Linked DNA regions of Homo sapiens: region 1 is linked to region 2. The links are chromatin loops, found by intact Hi-C in ENCODE. Cell type or tissue: PC-9. All regions are shown on one strand. Links, peaks and the distances in the headings refer to the core of each region. The heading gives the core; the rest is flanking DNA.

Evidence for each region. A loop is a pair of places that touch in the nucleus more often than their neighbours do. Peaks named below come from ENCODE experiments on the same cell type or tissue, not always from the same donor. Only the 100,000 strongest peaks of a DNase experiment are listed, where the experiment ranks them.
Region 1: a loop joins it to region 2, with 2.9 times the contacts of the local background. A loop is called at or near these places in 45 of 110 quality-filtered maps.

The regions. Positions count from the first base shown.
Region 1 is chr17:17,682,746-17,695,018 of GRCh38, forward strand. All of the region lies in intron 1 of RAI1 (retinoic acid induced 1), which reads left to right. Among named protein-coding and RNA genes, the nearest start is that of RAI1, 7.4 kb to the left of the region's middle. RefSeq lists silencers at 1-373, 11,837-12,266 and enhancers at 10,211-10,925, 10,926-11,638. In PC-9, for the core only: no CTCF peak of the experiment used is centred there; DNase peaks (open chromatin) are centred at 1,436, 2,756, 3,326 and 3,696; H3K4me3 peaks cover 2,927 bases; H3K27ac peaks cover 4,306 bases.
Region 2 is chr17:17,732,076-17,744,348 of GRCh38, forward strand. All of the region lies in intron 2 of RAI1 (retinoic acid induced 1), which reads left to right. Among named protein-coding and RNA genes, the nearest start is that of RAI1-AS1, 28 kb to the right of the region's middle. RefSeq lists enhancers at 2,650-2,889, 7,892-8,523, 10,986-11,487. In PC-9, for the core only: no CTCF peak of the experiment used is centred there; a DNase peak (open chromatin) is centred at 6,306; H3K4me3 peaks cover 508 bases; H3K27ac peaks cover 3,017 bases.

The DNA of each region.
Region 1 (12,273 bases), core at 1,343-6,342, 52 kb before region 2:
CGGCTAGCAGTTTTCTTTCTTGGGGCTCTTGGTCGTTATCCAGTCCACGCAGGGGCCGGAGTGCGGGCTGCCGCGGTGCTCTCCTGCGCGGAGCCCGGGCTGGCGGGGGCGCGGCGGGCCTCGGGCTCTGAATGGATGGGAGCGAGTGTAACAATGCGCCGGTGGGGGCTGGGGGAGGGGAGGCCGCGCGCCTGAATGGCGGAGCCGGCCGGGCGCTGCTCCGCGCGCCGCACACTCTCCCGCGCCGCCTTCCCCGCGGTTTCGGCGGGCCCGGATTCAGGGACCCACTCGGGATCTGCACGGTTCCTCCCACCAATACTGTCCCCCGCCCCCCTTTTATGTCTTTCCAATGCAGTAGTGTGTTGAGAATTCAAGGGCATTACATCTGGTTGCAATCCAGTTTCATGCCGCTGCCGGGCTGTTAAGACCTCGCGCTGACGTCAGAGCAGGGGAATTACTTCTTTTTATTTTATCTTTTTTTAGTTGTCTGCTGCCCTGGGAGGAGAGGCGGGGGTGGGTTAGGCTAGCTCTGATGTGGAGGCGCCAGCGTGATGGGAGCCCCGAGCTGGGGGCTCTGCTTCTCTTCCTGCCCCTGCCCCCCTCCATTCTCCATACAGTCCTCGCTCTGCTCAGGGTCAGGCCCACCCCAGGTGGGGGGCAGCCCTCGCTGCAGACTGAATGGTGGCCCCTCCCTGCTGACCACACAGCTGGGTTTTCAGAGGCTTTCCTGGGACGTGGCCCTCGGGATCTAGAAACTGGAAAGGAATCTTCTAGTTTCCCACCCCTCCCCCTCTTGACAGGCAAGCCGGTATATTCGGGGCCCAGGAGCAAGGAAAAGTGGCCTTTTGCGTGACACAGAAGTGGACACATCATTCTGATCTCAGGGCAGGCTCAGCCCCATAACTCTGGCAAAAGCTCTCACAAGCAAAAGCCTTGGAGAGGAGGAGAATGTATCAAGGTGAGATCCAGGCCCCAGAAGCCAACTGTGGAGTGGGCAAAATAGGACCTTTCCCACCAGCCTAGCATCCCTCTGGCTTCTGTGGAGATAAAGGGAACTCAGGGGTACTGGAGCTGCCTTTCTCTTCCACTAGACTGTGGGGCTCTCATAGGCAGGGACCCTGTCTTACTCCTCTTTGTTTTATTTTTGAGACAGGGTCTTGCTGTGTGGCCCAGGCTGGAGTGCCTTGGCACAAACACAGCTCACTTCAGCCTCAACCTCCAGGGCTCAAGCGATCCTCCAGCATCAGTCTCCTGAGTAGCTGGGATCACAGGCGCCCGACACCACACGTAGCTAATTTTAAATTTTTTTTTTTTTCTAGAGACAGGGGTCTTGCCATGGCTGGTCTTGAAGTCCTGGGCTCAAGCGATCCTCCCTCTTTGGCCTCCCAAAGTGCTGGGATTACAGGAGTGAGTCACTGCACCCAGCCTTACTCCTCTTTAGACTCCCAAGCCTAGACCAATTGCTTTCAAATTCTTGCCCGTGACCTATAGTAAGAAATACATCGTAGGTAACTACACAGGTCACACTGTATATAGCTGAAACAAAAGTTTACTGAAATAACTCCCTTACTGTGTCTGCTGGTCTGTAATCCTTTTTGTTCTTGTGTATTTGTTTTTTTTTTAATTACTGATTGCTACCCACGAAATTAATTTTGCAATCCACTGATGGGTCATACCCAGAATTTGAAAAAAACAAGCCTAGGAAATGAATTTGCCATCTATTCATGCAACAAATGTTAATTGCAACCCTAATAATTCCTCTCATGTTAAACTACTCAAGTAACACTTGGATACTTGGGTGAAAAATGCAAATAAGCCAGAAATATATGTAGTAAAAGTAAAAGTTCCCTTGGCACCCTCCCTGCAGGTAACCCCAGTTAATAGTTTGAACGTATCCTTCCAGACTTTTTGTTACTCACTTAATGCATATATATATATATATATATATATATATATATATATGTATGTATGTATGTATATTACATATACCAATCCATGCATAGTTTTCTTTTTCCCCAAGTGAGGACATACTGTGGGCTCTTCCTCGGCAGCTTCCTTTTTCCTCTCCGTTTGTCTTGGAGAGGTTGGTTGTGTGGCGAAGTCCTTCAGGGCAAGTTCTGGGTTGACTCCTGGCTCCACCACATACTGAACAGGCCATTTACCTCTCTGTGCCTCAGTGTCCCCATCTTTACAATCAGGAGAATAACAGTACAGACCTCACGGTACTGAAGTAAAGATGCAGTGAGTTAATCCATATGAAGTTTAGAGCAGTGCTTTTGCCAATAAATGCTGATTGCTGCCGTCATTGTTGTATTGTTATTGCTGTTCTATCTCCATGGCAGCCCATGTTTGAAATGCATTGCTTTCCACAGCTGCCTGTGGCCATGGCATGGGTGTCTTTTTCCTCCCCTATCCAACGTGTGGCTCCACAGGGAGGGAGGAGGTGCAACAGCAACGGTGTGCGCAGAGCAGCGTCTCTGCGGGAGAGGCACCTGGGCACTGGGCCCAAGGGAACAGGGATTTTCCAAGGACCCACTGTTTCCAAAGTTCTGTGCTTAATGTCGGGGTCCAAGCAGGAAGCATCCCTGCACTTGACCACAAGAAGGTCACAGCCCAGTGGGTGATTGGGACCCAGCTCATAGCCAAGGCCTCGACCAGAGCTGGAGGCTTCCTGGAGGAGGGGCCTTTGAGCAGGTGCTTCAGGCACGGCGAGGTAAGAGTGAGAGGAGCATTCCTGGCAGAGGGAACACAGTGAGCAGAGCGAGTCTTTGGAAGCTGGAAGGGATGTGGCCTGTGTGCTGTAGCCAAACAAGAGGGGAGGACTTGGCTCAGAAAGAATGGTGGCGGAAGAGGTTGGGCTGTTGCTGGGACCTCCTCACTGGCCTCCCTGCCTCCATCCTGTCCCCTCCCAGGTGCTGGCCAGCAGCACTGTCAGAGCGATCGTTCTAAACCCAGCAGATAACCTCCAGTGGCTCCTGCTGCCTTATGAATAAAGGTCCCATCTGTAGTTCTTCCCATGCTGTCCAGGGCCATTTCTGGTGTCCTCTGCCTGCCCTGTCCTCATTCAGTCCTGTCCCCTCCAGCCACAGCTGGCACCTCCTTGTTAAGGTGCAGCCATGTGCATCCTTGCCTCTGTGCATCGGGCTGGGCTGTTCCTTCCACCTGGGATGCCCCTCACCTTCCTCCCTGCCGCCCCAGACCAAAACAGACGTCCTGTCTCCTCCTCCTCTGACCTCCGAGGCAGAATGAGTCATCTCCCTTTGTCTATACTCGTGGCATAGCGTTTATCACGGAATTATCGGCAATTCTGCCAGTGTCTGTCCTCCCCATGAGGCTGAAGCATCGAGGCCTGAAAGCACGTCTCCTTGCTCTCTCCGGCCCAGTGCCAAGGGCGAGGCCTAGAACACAGGACGCTCAGAAATGCTTCCTGGCAGGAGGGCCAGGTGAGGTGGAGAGGGTGAGAGCCCCAACATTGTCTCCCGTGGGCCCCTTTGATCTTTAGCAAGGGCATGCTCAGGTCTGTGTGGATCTTGTGCTGTCAGCCTTTAGATGAGTGGGGTGAGGGGCTTGGTGGGGTCGGGGGGCAGGGGGAGGTGGCGGGCAGCTTCCCCAGGCTGCTTCCTGAGGGGGCTGGGAGAAACTGGCTCATCCTGTTCCCCAGTGATTGAGGCAGAGCTGTGCCCTGTTCCTGGTGGGTCACTGGGGATCTGAGATTGGAATGTGACACCAGGGAAGGGGAGGCAGGGTGGGAGGCAGGGCTTGGAGGTACAGGCTGGGGCTTGGCTGGCAAAGGACAGATTTCGCTCCACTGGTTCTTGAACCCGTGTGTGTGTGTGTGTGTGTGTGTGTGTGTGTGTGTGTGTGCACGCGCGCGCCGGGGAGGGGAGAGATGGGGAAGAGAAAAACATGAGGGCAGAGAGGTGGAGTGGGGGTGGAGGACCTGGGGAGTGGTGAGCAGGGACAGGGAGAGATGGAAGTGGGGGGACGGCAAGGAGTGAGGGAGAAGTTCCTGCTGCTGCTGCTGGAGAGTATGAAGAGTGTGCTTAGGGCCAGGAAGGAAAGCAGCCAGGCGCATCGTCTCACACCACCATCAGCCATGCCTTCCTTCGTCTGTCCAGCAGACAACCCTAAGTGTTCTCTTGCTTGGCTCCATGCTTGCATGGCCCCAGACAGGAGCAAGCCTGTGGTCCAGGCTTCGCACCCTTGAAGTCTAGGGGCCAGGTGAACAATGAGCATCCGGTTTCTTTCTTTTTTTTGAGATGGAGTCTTGCTCTGTCGCCCAGGCTGGAGTGCAATGGTGCGATCTCAGCTCACTGCAACCTCTGCCTCCCGGGTTCAAGCAATTCTCTGGCTCAGCCTCCCAAGTAGCTGGGATTACAGGCGCCCACCACCACGCCCGGCTAGTTGAGCAACCTCTTTCTGCACAAAGTGATCAGGCTGGGGGAGAGAAGGTGCCCAGAATGCTGTGCAGAGGCAGGAGAGGAGGGTGGAGCAGGCGAGCATGGGGTAGGGGGCAGGGAAGCCATGTGTTAGGCACTATGGTGGGGAGCCAGGACTGCTGGGGAGTCTTCCTTTCCTCTCTGGCCTCGGTCTCATCTGTAAATGGGGGAAGAGTGGACTGCTCTTGCACTGATGGTCTGTGGACCCAAGTCACCCACTCCTTGGGCATGAGAAACCAGGGACCCCGTGGAGACAGCTGATAGAACAGGGACAGCAGGCATGCTCAGAGCGTCTGCAGGCCCATGGTCAGGGGGCTTGAGGGAGAACATGCAGAATCCAGTGGAGCTTGGGTTCGCCTCCTAGAGTTCCCTTCTTGGAGACTGTGCTCATCTGGAAGGCGAGATAGGGTCGGGGTAGGGGAAGGAGCACTGGATTCGGAATCAGGAAAAGTGGTTGAGTTTTAACTGCAGCATCCCTCGGGCAAGTCACTTTCCCTCTGTGAGGGTCAGTTTCCTCTTCTGTCAAAAATGTGAACGGGCTTTGTTGTAAGCATTAAAGGTGAGCTGGGGCGCCGTGGCTCACGCTTGTAATCCCAGCACTTTGGGAGGCCGAGGCAGGCGGATCACTTGAGGTCAGGAGTTTGAGACTAGCCTGACCAACATGGCAAAACCCCATCTCCACTAAAAATACAAAAATTAGCCAGGTGTGGTGGCCCATGCCTGTAATTCCAGCTACTTGGGAGGCTGAGGCACGAGAATCACTTGAACCCAGGAAATGGAGGTTGCAGCGAGCCAAGATAGCACCACTGCACTCCAGCCTGGGTGAAGGAGACTCTGTCTCAAAAAAAAAAAAAAAAAAAAAGTGAGTGTTGCTGTGTTTTGTCATCTGGAAAGCAAGGAGGTCCTATAGCTTGGGGCCATAAACAGGCTTTGGGGTCACACCAGCCTGGGTTCAAATCCAGGTACCAGCTGCTCACTGTGGGGCTCCATTTCCCTCCCCTTTAAAATGAGGATAATAGGCAGGGCGCGGTGGCTTACGTCTATAATCCCAGCACTTTGGGAGGCCAAGGCGGGTGGATCACTTGAGGTCAGGAGTTCGAGACCAGCCTGGCCAACATGATGAAACCCATCTCTACTAAAAATACAAAAATTAGTCAGGCGTAGTGTCACATGCCTGTAATCCCAGCTACTTGGGAGGCTGAGGCAGGAGGATCACTTGAACCCCGGGGGGTGGAAGTTGGAATGAGCCAAGATCGTGCCTCTGCACTCCAGCCTGGGTGACAGAGCAAGATTCAGTCTCAATGATAAATAAATAAACAAAATGAGGATAGTAACAGGCCCCTCCTGGTTGCTGCTGCACAGTTCCTCAGCTGGGATATCATTGCTGGGCTGTTAGGCAGTTGTTTTTTGTTTTGTTTGTTTGTTTTTTGAGATGGAGTCTCGCTCTGTCGCCCAGGCTGGAGTTCAGTGGTGCGATCCCGGCTCACTGCAACCTTTGTCTCCTGAGTTCAAGTGATTGATTCTCCTGCCTCAGCCTCCCGAGTAGCTGGGACTACAGGTGTGCGCCACCATGCCTGGCTAATGTTTGTATTTTTAGTAGAGACGGGGTTTCACCATGCTGGTCAGGCTGGTCTCAAACTCCTGACCTCATGATCCGCCTGCCTCGGCCTCCCAAAGTGCTGGGATTACAGGCGTGAGTCACTGCGCCCAGCCTTGGGCAGTTATTTTTATTGCTAAAGTGCTTTGTATGTAGAAGAGATCACCATTATGATTATTATTTTTTTTTTTTGAGCCGGAGTGTTGCTCTGTCGCCCAGACTGGAGTGCAGTGGCTCGACCTCGGCTCACTGCAACCTCTGCCCCCTGGGTTCAAGCATTTCTCCTGCCTCAGCCTCCCTAGTAGCTGGGATTACAGGTACGCACTACCATGTCTGGCTAATTTTTTTTTATTTTTAGTAGAGATGGTGTTTCACCATGTTGGCCAGGCGGGTCTCAAACTGCTGACCTCAGGTGATCCACCCGCCTCAGCCTCCCAAAGTGCAGGGATTATAGGCGTGAGGTGAGCCACCACGCCCGGCCAATTATTCTTCTTCCATTCATGCCAGGTCACATCTAACCCTTACCTGTAATAACATTGGCCAAAATGAGGAGTTTGGTGCTTATTTCTTTTCTAGCCAGGTCAAGGCAGATGGATTGAGTGGGTCTTTTTACACATGGGGCGGGTGAGAATTACTAGTTTTCTGGCCAGAGTTTCTGTATGTAAAGGGACTTTGCCCCAGTGGTGTAGGTGGACCCCAGGAAAGCATCCAGCAACTTGTGACTTTAGTGGCAGTATAACCACAAACTCTCATTCATTCGTTCATTTATAAATCACGTGTAGAACACCAGGGTACTGAGAAAACAGCCATGAATGAGATGCAGCTCTAATGTAGCATAGTGGGTATGCATATGTATTTTGGACTTTGCCTGGGTTCAGATCCAGGGTCTACCACTTGCGAACTTAGCCAAGTTATTTATCTCCTTTACTTGGTTCTGTCATCTGTAAAATGGGGGAACTGATAGAATCTACCTCATAGGGTGGTCGTTTGTTCAAGTCCAGCATCAGGTACATAGAAAGTGCCAGAGCATGGCCCTTCCTCCATTGTTGCTTTTATTTCTGCCCTGAAGGATCTCATGGACCAGCTTGGTGCTGGAGGAGGTCACCCTGGCCAGGCTTCTCAGTGACGGTTGGCATCCAGAAAGGGGTGCCAAAGCCCCCCAACTCCTTGAATCAGACCCTTCTATAGTGATCTAAAGCTGCTTCTCTGCTTGACTGTTGGGGCCTGATGCTGGGGAGGTCCTGTGAGGCCTTATTGACCTGGGAAAGTCCGCCTTTGTCTGGCGCCAGGTGTGCTTGATTTTAGAAGGAATTTCATTCCTAGCCGGGCACCGTGGCTCACGCCTGCAATCCCAGCATTTTGGGAGGCCGAGGTGAGTGGATCACCTGAGCCCGGGAGTTCGAGACCAGCCTGGCCAAACATGGTGAAACCCCATCTCTACTAAAAATACAAAAAGATAGCTGGGCGTGGTGGTGGGCGCCTGTAATCCCAGCTACTCAGGAGGCTGAGGCAGGAGAATTGCCTGAACCTGGGAGGCAGAGGTGGCAGTGAGCCAAGATGATCGTACCACTGTACTCCAGCCTGGGTGACAGAGCGAGACCTTGTCTCAAAAAAAAAAAAAAAAGGAATTTCAGTCTCAAGTATGAAAGCAGAAAGTGTTTCCTGATTGAGGACTCCTCACCAGCCGGAGGCAGCAGGACTGCCTGCCTCTGTGTGTCTTTAGGCAGGTTCCTCAAGCTCCCTAAGCCCGTTTCCTCCTTCATCAAAGGCGAAAGTAATAGTACCTATTTCATAGTTTTGTTAAGAGGATCAAATGAGATAGGGCCTCTAAAGCACTTAGCCAGTCCTGGGCACAGAATAGTGTGCTTAGTAAATATTGTGCCTATTAGTGATAATCAGAATTCTCAGACAATGTAAAGTAAAAACCACCTGAAAGATTTCTTAGGAGCTACAGCTTCATAGAGATGTGAAGTTGTAAACCTCCCAGAGCCCAAGTGGACAAAGAATTGTTACAGCAGCTGGAGAGACAGGAGACCCAGAGAAGCTTAACTCCTGTAGCAAAGTCACCCAGCATTCTGGCTTGGGGTGGGCAGGGATGGGGAATCAGAGCTGGCTTTCAGTCTGGTGCTCTCTGGTGCTTTGATAGTGATTCCTTCAGCAAATAGCTATGGGCAAACAGCATTGATGCACAGCTGAGGTCATATGGGCCTGTCTTCTGGAAGCTTCTGTTCTGATAGGGAAAATGAAATTTCTACATGATCATGATGAGAGGTAAAATAAAATCACATGTTCTATTAGAAGGGTAAAGTCATCGGGTATTCACTCATTCAAGGGGGCTCTGTGCCAGGCTGTGGAGCAGTGGGTCTCATTCGGGGGCGATCTTGTGTCTCAGGGGACACTGGGCCATGTCAGGAGACATTTTTGGTTGTCTCAGCTGGGGAGGTGCTGCTGGCATCTAGTGGGTAAAGGCCATGGATGCTGCTAAACATCCTACCGCACAAGGCAGCCCCCGGAACCACACACCAGCTGGCCCCTGATGTCCATGTGCCGAGGGTTGAGATCCCTGTCTTGGGAAGCAGCAGTGGCCAAGCAGATGGAGCCCCTGCCCGTTTGAAGCATAGAGCGTGGTAGGTGAGCAGACGTTACAGAAATGATTGCCTAGATATGGATTTATTTGTAATGTGAGCTATGAAGGAAAAGGTAGCGGGAAGAAAGAGGGATGCGAGCCCTTCTACTCTTTTAAGGGAGGGCCTTTGGGGAGGTCTTTCCAGCTGAGGGCACAGCCCAGGCAAAGGCTCAGAGGCAGAAAGTGCAGGAGTGTGTTGTGGGTGGGGAGGCTACCAGGCACCTGGTGTGTGCCCGGGGAGAAGTCAGAAAAAGGCCTGGCCTCGGGGGGCCCAGGAAGTGGCTTCCAGAGGTGGGGAGAAGGCAAAAGAGAGGACTAAACCCTTTAGTCTGTTTGAGGGAACTCCAGCCCCCAGCATGTTGCTCTCTGGGGGATCCAGCAGGGCCAGGTGGGCAGTGGGAGCACCCTAGCCCCAGGTGCTACCTTCCAGCCTGGGGCCAAGCCTTTTCCCTTTCTCTCATTTGCAGCTTTCTGATAGGTGGGAAAGAGAAGCAGGAAAAAAGAGCAGAGGAAAAACAATATTTTCATTTCAAACACAGATAGGGGTGAGGGAGGCGGGAAGTAATCTGGTTTATGATACCTTTGAGACAAGCACAGAAAATCCCCACCGTGGCCCGAAATAGCACTAAAACAGACGTTTTGCCAAATCAGACTTAATTGAGTGGCTCTCTTCTTGACTCCAGCAGGATGTGGCTGGAGCTGGCTTTGTTCCCTTGGGGTGACACTGTCCCCTGGGGCCCCTGCCCTGGCTAATTAAACAAAGAGGACCTGGTCTCCTAGGCAGGACAGGAGCCTGGGGAGCTGAACTTGACAGCCCTTGGCCTCTGCCTGAGAGGGCCAGAAATGGTTACAGGGGTTGGGAAGGTGGGGGGTTCCTGACAGGAGGGCCAACTGAGTGAAAGCATTGGTGGGAGAGGCCTGGTTCCTCTAATATGTGAATATCTGTCTCTTTGGATGCTGAAAGGGATGGAGAAAAGCCAGCATTGAGTGCCTACTATTGTGCCAGGCATTGGGTGGTCCTCGCTAAGTCTTATTAACTGCCCTATATCCATTATCAAGGAAACTGAAGCACAGAGAGGTTAAGTGATCTGCCTGAGGTCACACAGCAACCAAGTGGCAGAGCTAGGATTAGAAATCACATCCGCAGGCTCCAAAGCCAGGCCCTGCCTGCTGCTTACCCCCTTCCCCATGTTAGTCACTCATCCATTCGGGAGCTAATTCCTGGCTATGAAATAATATTGTGACCTTGTGGGAAGTGAAGGCTTGCAGTCAGACAGCCATGAGCTTGGCTTCTGACCAAAGCAGTTTTTCTTTTCATGGTTTTCTCCCTCAGAACCTCCTCTTTCCTCATCTATCAAGTGGGCATAATCATGCCTTTATCCTGGAGTTGCTGTAAGGGTTAAATTCAGCACAGAAAGGGATGGAAGGGGAAGGAGGAGGTCCTTGGGCCACCCAGCTTGGCAGGGTGCAATAAAAGAGTCCTAGGTAGAGGGAGCCAGGCAAGATTGCAATATCTCTGTGCCTATCAGTGTTGGGTTTCTTTATTTGAAAGGGGAGAGAGGGCAGACTCCACTCTGCAGGTAGAGAAGGTGGTGTGGAATGCGGGTATTTATTTTTCTTTGCCTGTGAAAGCCCTGTTTTCGCTCAGGCTGTGTAGGGCTTCCCGACACTGCCATGGGTGCGCACATCTGCACACTCTGGGGTGCCTGCCATGCAGAGGCATCTGCCCAGGGTGGGCACTGAGGGCATCCACCATGTGACGCCCCCGTGCAGCCTGTAAGCTCTCATCACAGTGCCTGGGATACCTGGGAGTCCCCAGAAAGAGTGAGGATGGGTGAGGGCCATGAAACCAGGGCATCATTCCTCCACCTCCTCTGATCAGGCCCTCCTGGTCCCATTCATCTCCTTATCTCCTGGCAGCCAGTGGGTTGCTGGGAAGGCAGGGGCAGCCTTCCTGATTGACAAACAAAACAAGCTTGATCACAAAAGGAGAGGGGAGACTGGCTGGGCCTCTCCAGCTCCCCTCCCCGTGCCCCAGGCATCTTTCTTGCTCCACCCAACTGGCACCCTACATTCTAAGATGCTGCGAGGGGGCTCCAAAGCCATTGTCGAAGGTCAGGCCACCCAGGCTAGGAGCCCCTTGCACTGGGGAGGTGGATTCAAGGAGTGATGGGGTTGCCATGAGGCGGCGCTTGCTGCAATGGCCGCCCCTCCTTCCCTTCAGCTGGCTGGGCAGGCAGCTTGGAGAGGAAGCCAGGCGGCAGGTAGCTGAGAAAGACATCGGATCCAGGGGGAGCAGCAGAGAAAGCAAACAAACAGGGCTTTGTGTGGCTGCAGATTGGCGGCTCAGAAGGGAAGCCAGGCCTGTGGTAGGGGGAAGGGAGAGGAAGGAACGGGAGACCAGGCCATTGCTCTGGGCCAGAGATCGGCGGCTGGACCAGCCCGGGCTGGGCGGCCGGGAAGTAGCGAGTGCCACTACGTGTGGACAGGCATCTGGAGTCACAGCCTGGCCGAGTCCCAGCTCTGCCACTTCACTCCTTAACAGATCTGGGCTTGTTTGCCCACCTAATCTGGGCAGTCATTCACACGTAGGACTCGCTGGCTTAGGAGGAGAGTCACCTGTCCTGGCCCAGTCAGTGTCTGCTCTCATCCTACCCTTGTCCCGTCATTGCTGGCAGGACACAGAATCAAAGGGATTCAGGGTCTCCTGGGAGCTGCTAGCCTTGCCGGGTCTCCTGGGAGGGCAGCGACTTCTGCTTAGATCTGTGGGCACTTTGGAGTCTTTGACCGGGGAGGCAGCCGTGCTGAGGGGAAACGGGTTCTCTGCCCAATAACGGATGCCTGGGGTGTAGGTGGGCAGAGGCTGGCATCAGGCCTGAGGAACCAAACTGCCCCCTCCTCGTCGCGGTGGAGACGCACGAGGTGCGGGGAGGAACATAGCCAGGAAGACGGGCCTTCCTGTGGGGAGGGAGGGGCATCTTTTCTGGGGTGTGAGTCACATTCTGGATCCCAGCGAGGGCAGCCCCCAACCTGGCCCACCTCTCAGAGGGCTGGGAGGGCCCGGGCCTCGAGGAAAGGCATAGGTAGGAGCTGTCAGGCCAGACGCCCGGGCAGCTCCACGCTCGCCTCCGAGGCCATTTCCTTTCCTCTCTCCCCGACCTCGAGAAGGGGCGGCGAGAGGGCAAATGCCCGCGCTTCCTGCCGGTCCCGCCCCTCCCCGCCCGCGGCGCCCACCATCTTGGCCGCGCCGGAGCCTCCTCCGCGGTGGCGTCCCACAGGCCGCGGTCGGGGCCCGCGACGCCGACGCCGGGAGGGGGCCCGGGACCTTCGGGGCGCTGAGGCCAGGCGGGGGGCGAGGCGGGGCGGGCCGCTCGCGTCGCCATGGCAGCGCCCGGCCCGGCATGCTTCGCGGGGCCGCGGGGCGGGGCGGGGTGCTGAGGCCCCGCCCCCTGGCGGATCCCGGGTCTTTTTCCGGGAACGCGGGGGCTTCCAGTCCCAGCGTTGCGGCCGGCGCTTGCGGGTTACCGGGCCAGGCGGCGCGCATCTCTGGGCCTCGTTCTCCCACTCCCTGGATGTTTGGGGATAATGAAAGAGAGTCTGTGCGGGTTAGC
Region 2 (12,273 bases), core at 4,286-9,285:
CCCTGGGCACTTTGCTGTTTCCAGTCTTCAGACCCTCCTTGCCAATGAAAGGTTCCTGCCATCCCCATTTTACAGATGAAGAAACTGAGGCTTGGAAAGGTCTGGCAACTGTGGTTCAAGGCCCATGGCTGGTAAGAAGTGAGCCTGCGGCTAAACCCTGGGCTGTGTTGGGAGCGTTGGCCTCCTTACTGAGAAGAAGGCACTGCTTAACTCAGAGAGAGGCTGTCTGATGGCAGAGTCCTGGGCAGGCCACAGGCCTGAAGCAGGAACAGGTTGGAGCAGGGAAGACCCCTCAGGACATTCCCCATGTTTGTGGCCTTCTGTCTGGGAGAGGGGGATGGGATCAGGGGTCACACTGTGGTGACTGGATCTGCCATTCACTTAGTCACCTGTTGTGTGATGCCAGGCAGGTGACGTCCTTCCTTGGGCATCTCCTCTATAAAGGGCTTGTGTTCTCCTGGGGTTTGCAGGCTTCTTTAAGAATCTCTTCCTCCCTCATTAATCCTACAGGTCCCAACTGAGCCTGTTCTCATGCCAGGAGCTCCTGGCACACTCCTTTCATCACCTGCCGGAGCTGGGCTCTATTATCATCCCTATTTGACAGAAGAGCACACCAAGGCCCAGAGGCTACTGCTGCCTGGCGGTCAGCCTTCTCCTCACCAGTTAAACCTGCTTCGTGCAGTCCTGCTGCCCAGCTTGTTGCTCCTGCCTGTCTCCTTGGCCCTGCCTGGAAGACCCTCACTTTCCCATGCCCTGTGCAGAGCCTACCACCTCCTCTGCCATCTCTTCCACAGAGAGGCCAGGGCTTGAGCACATAGGCCAGAGGTTGTCCTCTGGCAATGCCCCCAGGTGGGCGCTGTTTGGCCAGCCCAGGCTTTTAAAAATAACATTGGATTTCACATAAAAATTCTACATTTTGCTTCCCTGAAAAAAAAAATCAGGTCGGCATTGCAGGGCCACACACCCACAGGGCACTATCGGCAGAGCTACCATGGGACTGCCACCTTCTGAGTCACCTGGTTCCCTGCAGTTCCCACTCATGTGCCAGCTGGGCCCTGGCACTCTGGAGCTTGCCACCCTGCTTAGACCTGGGTTCCTGCCCTGGCATCCTGGCTTTCCCTGATCCGAGGCAGATTCTATCTTTGAAGCTCATCTAGTAAATGTCAAAACTGAGAAACTGATTCCAAACTGGGTCTTAGTGTTTTCTGAGAATTCTCCAGGCCAGAAAGAAAAAGAAAGGGTGCACCAGATGCGGGGCACTGCGTGGGGAAAGATAAGGAGGTGTGAAAGGATGCAGAATGCTTGGGGAATAATACCATGTTCTCCTTGCCTGTTAAGTACTTGGTTGGCAATGCCTGAATACTAACACCAATCAGATTCTGCTTGTTCTATAAGATGATTCATTCATTCCAGGCATTCAGATGACCCTCACAGCATCCCTGATAGAGCACCATTGTGGGTGCTTTTATTCTCATTTTCAGCAGATGAGAACACTGGATCTCAGGGAAGTGACATGGCACGCCCCAGGTCCCAGTAAGGGCAGGACCCTGACAAGAATTCCGACTCCTGACTCCCAGTCCAGTGCTCGTTCTCTCTAAGACACTGGAAAAATTGGCTCTTAGGTGGGCTTCTTTCTCTGGCACATTTTTTAAATGCTCCTTTAGTTAATATGCAGGAGGGATTTCCATGTTCTCGTACATAACCTTTTGCTGAAGTGACAACGTGCGATAAAAGGGTCCCAGGAGAGCCAGTGTAATTTGGGCTGTGAGGGACAGAGAATACCAATGCAGAAGCCTCTGCAGAAGGCCTGGCTGCTCCTGGGGGCTGGGAGACCCGGGGCCCCCTCACCACCCAATGCAAAGGTCTGGCCATCTTGGGCCCTGGGACCACGTGTACGTTCTGATTCGTCTTCCACTGCTTGGTTTATTTTTCTCACGTTTTTGGGTGAGGATCTTGGTTCCTAGAGGAGGGAGGTCTAGGCAGAGAGAAAATGAGCATCCAGGACAGGGGGAGAGATTGAGGAGGATGCCTGAGGCAGACGTTGAAGCCTTGTTTCTAGTCAAGCACTGGCTAGTTGGGGGGTATCAGACAAAGGGGTCCACATAGAAGGCAAACTGAAGGGCATGTTCAAGTGCTGTTCACGCCTGCCTTTAGCCCCCAACGACCAAAAGGGGGCTTGGCATAGCGAGACCCTCTCTCTACAATTTTTTTTTTTTAATTTAGCCAGGCATGGTGGTGGGTGCCTGTGGTCCCAGCTACTCCAGAAGCTGAGGTGGGAGGAACACCTGAGCCCGGGAGGTCAAGGCTGCCATGAGCCAAGATTGTACCACTGCACTCCAGCCTGGGTGAAAGAGCGAGACCTTGTCTCAAAAAAATAAAAAGTTGGGGGGATGTTAAGGAGGTTCCAGTTAATTGTGGCTGATTCTAAATTGGGAGGCCTAACAAATGGTACTTATCCTCCCGTGGGAGCAGACCAGGGCTAACCAAGGCCGCTGGGAATGGGGGTCATGGAGACAGAGCCCCTTTTCCCTCCCACCCACCTGAAGGCTCCAAGAACTTCCACTGCAGAGGTGTCAGGGACGGACCTGGTGCAGACCAGTGGGCCCACACCTGCTTTCCTATGTGCGGGTCAGAGCGTGTAGGTGTATTACATGCCTGCCTGTGTGTCTGCGTGTGAGCTCCTTGGACACACACAGGGGCACATATCTGTGCTTGCATGTTTGTACATCTAAGTGTGTGCGTATCTGTGTGTTCTGACACCAGCTCGCGACACCAGCTCGCCCTCCACAAAGCTATTTCCAGGCCCCATTCCCCAAGAACAGCCATCTCTCTCTCCTTTCCCACCTGACATGGGGCAGGGAGGAGAGAATCTGTTTGAAATCTCAACAGGACATGGGCTTTGCACCTCCAGAGAGCAGGACTTGCTTGTGTGGACAGAGGTGACATAGAAAGGTTTCAGTTTCATCCAAATAGAAACTTACTTTTTTTTTTTTTCGAGACGGAGTCTTGCTCTGTTGCCTAAGCTGGAGTGCAATGGCATGATCTCAGCTCACTGCAACCTCTGCCTCCCGGGTTCAAGCAATTGTCCTGCCTCAGCCTCCCAAGTAGCTGGGATTACAGGCTCCCACCACCACGCCCAGCTAATATTTTGTATTTTTGGTAGAGATGGGGTTTCACCATGTTGGTCAGGCTGGTCTTGAACTCCTGTCCTCAGGTGATCCACCCGCCTCGGCCTCCCAAAGTCCTAGGATTACAGATGTGAGCCACAATGCCCAGCCTTTTTTTTTTTTTTTTTGAGACGGGGTTTCACTCTTGTTACCCAGGCTGGAGTGCAGTGGCGCGATCTTGGCTCACTGCAATCTCCGCCTCCCGGGTTCAAGTGATTCTCCTGCCTCAGCCACCCAAGTAGCTGGGACTACAGGCGTGCGCCACCACGCCCGGCTGATTTTTTTTGTATTTTTAGTAGAGTCGGGGTTTCACCATGTTGGTCAGGCTGGTCTCAAACTCCTGACCTCAAGTGATCCACCTGCCTCAGCCTCCCAAAGTGCTGGGAATACAGGCGTGAGCCACCGTGCCCAGCCCAAAGATGCACTTCCTCTCATTCAGAAGTGATTTAGAAGTGGCCTGGGCTGCTCCAGGAGGTAGTGAGTGCCCCATCTTAGGTGGGTAGGTGTGCAAGCAGATGCCCAACCTGTGCCTTCCTCTCTTTTGTGGTCCCTTCTAAGCGCAAAGTGCCTAGGGCTGTGTATCTCCTGGCGGCAGTTCTGAGGTGGCCCTATTTTGCCAACCCAGCCTGGTTGGAGGGACTGACAGGGCTTCTGCCCCTAGGTGTCCCCTGAACTTGGCCCACAAAAGGCCTGAGGAATATAGGGGACTGTGATTGTGTGTGTGGTGTGTGATGTGTGACAGTGGACTTGTTTGTGTATCTGTGTTATGTGTGTGCATCTGTGTATGGTGTGTGTACTTGTGCGGGTGGGGCTTCAAGGGTTGAGTGTGGATATCCATGTTGTGAGTGTGCATTGCGCATGGCCCTGGAGGATGGGGGGACATTTCTGGGCTGTGTGGGTATTGACTGTGAACTGTGAGTATGTGCACTTGGGCCAGTGGAGGTGTTTGTGGCTAGAACGTGTCTGGAGGGAACTGTGCTGAGACCCCCACCGCCTCTGTCCTGGTTCATTCCTTCCCACCCCAGGCTCCTCTCATGGCCCCTGCCCCCAGGTCAGACCTGGGAGGCTCTCAGTCATCCCAAACTCTGACCATTCATGCTCTCCCTCCCAGAGACCTTGGCACCTGCCAGCACTGCTCTTGACTTTGTCCTTGCTCTGGGATAAGAGCAGGCCCAGCAGATGGCCGAGAGGTCCCAAGGAACAGAGGAACAGGCGGGGAGGAGGCCCAGTCACTGCTTAGCTTCTCTGTAGGAGATGTAGAAGGAAGTGGGTCTTTGTGTTTCTGCAGCATCTGGACCAGATGGAGAGACCTTTCTGGAGATGGCATGCACACTTCCAGATAGGAGCTGGAACATTTCCAGAAATGGAATGTTTTTAGAAATGAGACATGGTGTTTCTGGAGACAGGATGAGGACGTTTCTAGAGAAGAGATGAAAAGCATTTCTGGAGGAGGGGCATTTCTGAAGATGAAATGAGAACATTTCTGGAGATGGGAGAGGGCATTTTTGAGGAGTAAAGATGAGGCTTTTCTGGATTCTGAGCATTGCTAGAGATGGAACATTTCTGGAAATGGATTCTTTCTAGAGAGAAACTAGAATACTTCTGGAAGTGGTGTGTTTTTGAAGATGATGCTGGAGTATTTCTGGAAATAAAATAGGGCACTTCTGAAGATGAGGTATTTTTGGAGCTGAAATGCAACATCTCTGGAGATGGGATATGGCATTTCTGGAAGTGGAACATTCTTGGAGTTAGGGTGGAGCCTCAGTAGACCACTGGCATTTCTGGAGATGGATTACATTTGAAGATGACGGGGAATATTTCTGGAGATAAGATGGAGCATTTCTGGAAATGGAACATTTTGGAGCTGGGGAATTTCTGGGTTAAAATGAAGCATTTCTGGGGAAGAAACAGGTCATTCTCAGAGAAGGGACATTTTTTGGATTGAGGATGGGACATTTCTAGGGAAGGAGTTTTCTGAAGATGAGGGGGTCATAGCTCAGCCTGGCTGTTTCAAGGCCACTTGAGGAGGCAATAGGGGAGGGTCTCAGGGGCCCAGAGACCCCACCTGTGGTCCTTGTTTTGCACATGGCCCGAGGGAGGGTCTTGCCCAGACTCACTCCTGCTGAGCTGCAGAGTGGGCTTCTGAGGAACCTTTCCAGAATGCAGCCTTTGCCACCCCCTGGCCCAAAACCCTGGCCTGTGCTGGAATACTACCAGAGGGAGGCCAGAGCTGCCCAGTCTTACTCTTGGGGTCCCTACCTGCTTCTGGTGGGGTCCTGGCAGCCTCTAGGCTCACCACAGGGATAGGCAGTGACTGAATGGTTAAATTTAATTTAATTCAATTTTGTCAAGCCAGCTGAGGCTTGCTCCCCAGCCCCCTCTGCCAGAAGCCTGTACCTTTCCTCCAGTCCCCCGCCCCATATCCCCCTACCATGGGGATACCTGAGGGTGGCCTTATTGCAGCAGACAGATGGAGGGGGGCTACAAGGCTGAACATGGGCAAGGGTCCAGGGCCCTTCTCGGGCTCAGCCTGATTTCAGGGCGGGGGGCCCCAGCCACCTCCGCCTACTCCAGAGAAGCAGATATTGAGGCCTGTCACCACTTGAGCAGGCCTGGAGCCCCAGAGTAATTATTTCTCTTCCTTAATTGAAATTTCAGCCTCAGTGATCCAGCCTCAGAAGTGTAAGGCAGGCACAGAGACCCTGCCCCTGGTGGGGGGAGGGGGCGCCCCCCACCCTGGCCCCAGAAGGAGGGAGGCAGTGCCATCCCAGGGGGGCAGGTGGCTTCACATGCTGGTGGGTGGGCATGAGGTGGACGGCTGCTGGTCAAGGAGGCAGGGTCAAGGGGGCCAGTATGGCATAGTATGGCCTGAGCACTCAGTATGGCCTGAGTATGGCTCAGGCCAGTATGGCAGCTGCCATGGGAAGGTTGGGCCTCTCCCTCTGACTCCTGACAGAGGAAGGTGAGGGGGTTGATCTAGGCTAAGGTAGCATGAGGGAGTGAGTACCAGGAGACTGCTGCCTCCTCCCACATCTGGCGGGCACTGAGGGGTGGGCTGGGGTGGGTGAGGGGCTATGGTGTGAGTGGGGCGGGCTGGCTGGCGGCAGGCCCAGTTCCTGGTTCAGGGCTGGGTGAGGCGGCTGGCCTGGCGGGGCGGGGTGGGGTGGGCAGGAGGGTGCAGCTGAGGAGCCTGTTTTCCCGGCTGCTGCGGTCAGGCTGGGAGGAGCCTCCGCCACCTGGGTGGTCCCTGCTGCCCTACACGGCCTTGGGCCTGGCCTGTCTGCGGGTGAAGGCGGGGGCAGAGGACTCCAGGGACCAGCAGGAAACTGGGAGAAGCCATGGGCTTGAAATGAGCCTGGGGTCCACCCCTCCGTGAGCTTCTCAAGGTGGCTCTGAGGTGCTGGGGTAAACGTAGCAACTGCCAGCTTGCAGCTGTGTGTGTCTGAGCTCAGGCAACCCAGGCACCACACAGGAAGCTGCTGTACTCACTGGACCCTGATGGGCTGCAGAGGGCCAGAGAGTCTACTTGTGGGCCCTTCTGGGTGTCAGTCTTCTCCATCTGGGGAATGGGTTGGCTTGGTGGGAGTTTTCAGGCCTGCATTACCTTCAAAGGGCTCATGCTGCAAGCATGGGCTGTCCTCCCTGTTTTTATAAGTACACGGGCCCCAGCCTTACCCAGACAGCCCAGCACGCTGCCCGTAGTATCCTGGGGAAGGGCAGCAGCTGTCATCAGTGTTATTTCTGAGGTGTGTTTTCCTGGCAACCAGGAAATTTCTGTCAGTGGGAACAGCCTGCCCAAGGCCTCCTCCACCCCTGGGGAAGACAAGTTGTATGACAAGGGAGACAGAGGCAATTCAAAGTGAAGAACGGGAGTGAGGCCGCCTCCTCCGTGCATATTGCTCACACACTGGGGCAGCCACGTGCCCAGTAAAGGCTCTCTTGAAAACCGTGGAGATAGGAGCCAAGCTCTGCAAGGCCCTGACTAGCTCACCTGACCCCTGGCATCTAGAAGCTCACAGCCTATTCTTGGTGGAGGTGTGGCTATGGCTGCCCTCCAAGGAGGGGAAGACAGAGATGGCTGGACAGGATGGGACAAGCCAGCCCCCAGGAGCTGGGGAAGCGAAGGTGGGTGCAAATGAAAACGCAGAATCCCATTTGCAGTCCATTTGCTTAGCAGCCCTGACCAGGAGGGAGAGAAAGAAGAGGGCAGAGCAGGGAGAGATGGGGAGGGATAAGGATACAGAGAGAGAATCTGGCAGCCAGGGGTCAGGGAGCCTTTGGCCGTAAGGCCTGGGATGCCTGCTGCTTACTGAGGCTGTGGCCCCTCCTGCCTTCCAGAGCTAAGAAAGCTTTGCTCTGTCTCAGCTCCAGACACCGCATCCCCACCACACATTCCAGCACCTGCCTGCTTCCCCTGACCTCTGGCTGCCCCACAGACCCCATCCCTACCTCCACTCCTTGGGGATTTTGAGGTCTTATGCCACCACTCCACTCTGAGCAGGCTCAGTCTCCCTGTGTTGGTGGTGGTGCGGGGTGGTGAGAGTGGTCCTGGAGCAGTGGGAACTACCCGGAGGCCACCTGGGGTGGGTCCCAGGCACCAGTCCAGCTGGCCAGTGGGCCACGGGGGCTGACCTTGTCACCTTGGGCCCAGATGGAGGGCAGCGGTGCTCGGCCCTTCCCCCAAGCACATACAGCCGCTGAGCTAACATGACTCACCGCGTGGCAGCTCCCTCTCCCCACTGGGAGTGGGGATGGAAGCCTCCAGATGCTGCAGCCCCACCCTGAGGGAATCACAGGCCAGGCTGAGCCCTTCCAAAGTGGGGATAGCTGGGGATCAGACATCAGCATCCATTGAAGGGGGTGTTCACCCGCATGGGGTAAGCCCTGTGCCTGGGACTCTGGGCTTAGTGCCCAGCTAGGGCCTTGGGAGACCCTTGGGCTTCTCTGTGCTCAGGGGGAAAGGAGCTGTGCAGCCTCTAGGGGTCCTGCCTGCCCCAAGCTGTGCTGGTGGTCCAGGCCCCCTTTGGGGAGGACCCTGGCCAGGGGTCCCTAGCTCCTCCTCTGTCATCCAGAGAACCCTTAGGTCCCAGGGGCTGGTGGTGTTCCTCTTCCTCAGAAACACTACCTGCAAGACTGGAACCCTAACACAGCCACCTCTGGAGAGTTGGGGGTCACCCATCTCTTCTTTGCTCCCCACCCACCCTGGTGGAAGTGGTTCATCTGCTCTGAGCCCTAAAGAGGACCAGGTGGGAAAGAGGCCTGATGCCGTGCTGGGGGCTTCGAATAGGTACAGGCACTTCTCTAAGGTTGCTGTGTAGGGCAAGAAAATCAGCTCAGAGAGTGAATGAATTTGCCCCAGGCCACGTGGCCATCAGGTGGCCTGGCTGGGGTTTGAACCTGTCTTCTCAGAGCAAAGCTGACTTGGCTGCACCTCCCTGGACTTCAGCTTTCAGGGAGGGAGGTCCAGGCAGCAGGAGCCTGGGGGACAATGCTATTTTTCATATTGATTTTTGTATTGACCTGCATCCTGTTGCCCACCCCGGCAAGCCCCAGGACAGATCCCGTTTTGGTTTTCGCCAGAACAAAGCAGGCTGTGCTAGACCTGCCAAAGCAGATACTTCCTCAGAGCAGGTGAAAGGAAACTCAATCTTGTCTTTTGTTACTCAAGGAGGGAGTGAGGGAATGGCTTTGCCCTTGAACAGGGAGGCCGTGGGCGGGTGGGAGGGGTGGGTGAGGCAGTGTGGGGAGAGGGCAGGGGCACACATACCTGAGCCGAGACACCACCCCCGCCCGCCGTCAGAGCATCCGGAGTGTGGTGACCATGTTAGTATTCAGCACAAGCGCGCGCGCACACACACACACACACACACTCGCGCACGCACACACGCACGCTCACACTCACACACTTAAGCGCACACGTACACGCACGCCTTTCTTTCCGTCTCTCCCCACCACCCTCCTGAGTCCCCTCTAAACCAGGAAGGTAGCATCTGACCAGCAGAGAAAAAAAGAGAGAGAAAGGAAAAGAGAAAAAGAGAGATTAGTGGGAAGAAAATCCGATTCTGGAGTTACCTTAGTTACCAGCTCCTAATGACTCGCAGGGCGGGCTCGGCCACCTTCCTGAGCAGGGGGACCCTCCCTCCCGGGCCCCTCCATCACCCCATTAATAAGACGGGGCCCTTGTTCATGAGTTCTGCCACAGAAAGGGAAGAATCAAGGACTTTTCAATAAGAGAGAACTCCCTGGGTGGTTTTGAATAGTTGCTTTTTGTGTGGCAGTGCGGGACTCGTCCTCGGCTCTCTGCCCTGGCCGCCTCCCTCAGCTGGCTCTGTCTGGAACTGCCTGCTCCTGGGTCTCCAGATGGATGAGCTTGTTTCTCCGGGAGCTCAATCCTTTATTGTTCCTGCCTTTCCCCTCCTGACACCCTCAGCTTAGCAGAGGCCACAGGCAGCCTTTGCGTCTCAGGAAAGCAAGAGAATCCCCGAGGTGGTTCTAAAAAGGCTTAAAGCCCGGGAGTGGGGCTCAGCATGAAGGAAACAAAAGCACACTCCCCACATCCAGGGTGCTGGGCCTGTCGGCCAGGGCCAAGCTCACGGCCGTTGCTTCGGTGCCAGTGGAAGGGGAATGAATGGAGGAGAGACTGGGTGAGGGAGATGACGATAGAACAGGAGGGAGATGGGTAAATCCGTTTTATCAGACGCTGCATATCTTAGGAAAGCACATTTCAGCTCTTTTGGCTTTTGGCAAGCTGGTCCTACCCTTTAATTTTCTAATAAAAAGGAATTACGTTTGCTGAAAAGGCAGTAACCAGCTTCATGTCAGTGTCTCTTGTGGAGACCATAATTCCCGTCTTGGGTGCCTGCCGGCTCTGGGGTGGGAGGTGGGCTTCTGTGGCCACGGGTGATGATATTCAGGAGTCAAGGGGCAGGGACGTCAGGGCCCACAGCAGATGCCAGGCAGTGCCACATGGCTTTGCCCTGCTTGCCCCACCCTGGCCTGTCCACTCCCAGCCCAGCCTCTGATCATGGTTCCAGGCTCACCACAGACAGGGCTGGCAGAGGCTCCCAAGACTCACAATAGACACTTAATGAATATTTGTGGAATGAATGAAGGAATTCTTACTGCCGAGGCCTGAGGTAGCAGGCAAGTTGCTCAGAGGGTCAGATCTTGGTTTGAATGAATGAATGAATGAATGAATGAACGAGTGAATGAATGAATGAATAAAGGAATGAATGTTCTCCAGAGTCTGAAACTATCTATCTGGAAGGACTAACCTCCAACCAACCCCACTCTCCCTAAGCTCTGGCACTGAATTCACTGGAAACTTTGCCAAAAATAATATCCCCTCTGCTTTTAACAAATAATATGCACTCGTTTTAAAAGAGAGAGAGAGAGAGAAGTGTGTGAAGTCGCAAGTTCATGTCCATGCTGTCCCACACCTGAGTCCCCCAGAGCCAAGGGTGGGCACCCTTAGAAGGTCCTTTAGACCTTCCTCCAGGCTCTGGGAATCCCCTGCATTTCTTATCTGGTTTGGGGGTCCTTGCACACGCACTGTTCTACAACCCTATGGGGCCCCTCGGCCATCCCTGTCCCCAGTGAGATCTGGATGTGGTTCAGACCTCCCTGGGCTGCAGAGTGTCCCTTCCTGCTCTCCAACCTGGGAACAGGAGCCAGGTATTTATGTAAGTCTCTGTGGGGTGAATGTAGGAAAACATTTTTGCTATTACAACTCCCTTCATTCCAGTCCCTGATTTATTGATTTTTGAGACAGGGTCTCCCTCTGCAGCCCAGGCTGGAGTGCAGTGACATGATCACAGCTCACCATAGCCTCAACCTCCCAGGCTCAAACCATCCTTCCACCTTAGCCTCCCGAGTAGTTGGGACTTACAGTCACATGCCAACATACCCGGCTAATTTTTAATTTTTTGGTAGAGGTGGGATCTCACTATGTTGCCCAGGCTGGTCTCCAACTCCTGGGTTCATGTGATCCTCTTGCCTTGGCCTCCCAGAGTGCCTCCCAATGGGCTCACACCCCAGCCCCAGTTTTAAACAAGATCCTGAAGGCAGAACACTCACCATGGGTAGGCACTTGATAAATGGTAGCCTTTGTGATTTGGGAGGAATCTGTACCCAGTGCTATGCTTGGTTCCACATCCTAAGCATTGCTTGTGCCATACTATATGCCAGGCCCCCAGGGCGCAGGAACACACGGTTCCAGAGGGGTGTGGAGGCCCCTGAGTGGCAGCGTCCAGGAGCCCAGTCGCTGCCCCTGCCCGCAGCAGCCCATCACTGCTGGTATCCAGCCTCCTTCAGACTGGTGTATGCCACTGGAAACTCCAGGACATGTGCGCAGCAGACCCCACACACGTGGTTTCTCTGGGGCTGCCTCCTGACCCCAATGGGCAGGCACCAGGTCTCTGAAGCTCAGCTGGCAAATGTAGGAGCAGCCCAGGATTTGGCTGGTTGGGCACATGCACGGCTCCCGTCCTAGGACCTGACTTAATCTCAATCCTTAGAGGTGGCCTGGGAATCTGAATTGTTACTAGCCTCTTGGCTGCCATGGATCCCTTCCAGGATCAGGAACTGGCATGAGGCATAGGAGGGCCAAGGACATCTTTTAGGCTGCATGGAGCCCGGATCCACTCTGCAGCCCCTGGCTGGGCCGTAGGAGAGCGGGCAGGCTCAGGGCAGGGAGGGGAGCTAAAAGGGAATGGAGGGGAGACCAGCAGGAGCTCTGTCTGCCCGATTCTGGTTTGGGCTGTGAGACAGTCATTGCATTTTTTTGCACAGTTCTGGCCACACAGTATTTAAGAGGCTTTGCCTACAGACCTGAGTGACTGTGTGAATGGTGGCACTGGTGCATACGGGGACGCCTGAGGAGGAACAGATTTGGGACTTGTCCACCTAGGACTCCCTGTGGGATTGCCAGTATCACCCCTCTTCGTCATTAATTCCCAGCTTGCCTGGGGGAGGCCAGGGGGTAGCATGGGGTTCGGGTTCCCCTAGGGTTCAAACACCAGCCCATCTGCCCTGGGTGGCCCTTCCCTGCTAAGAGCCTCAGTCTGCTGTTCTGTAAAGTGGGTCCAGCCATTTCTGTACCCTCAGG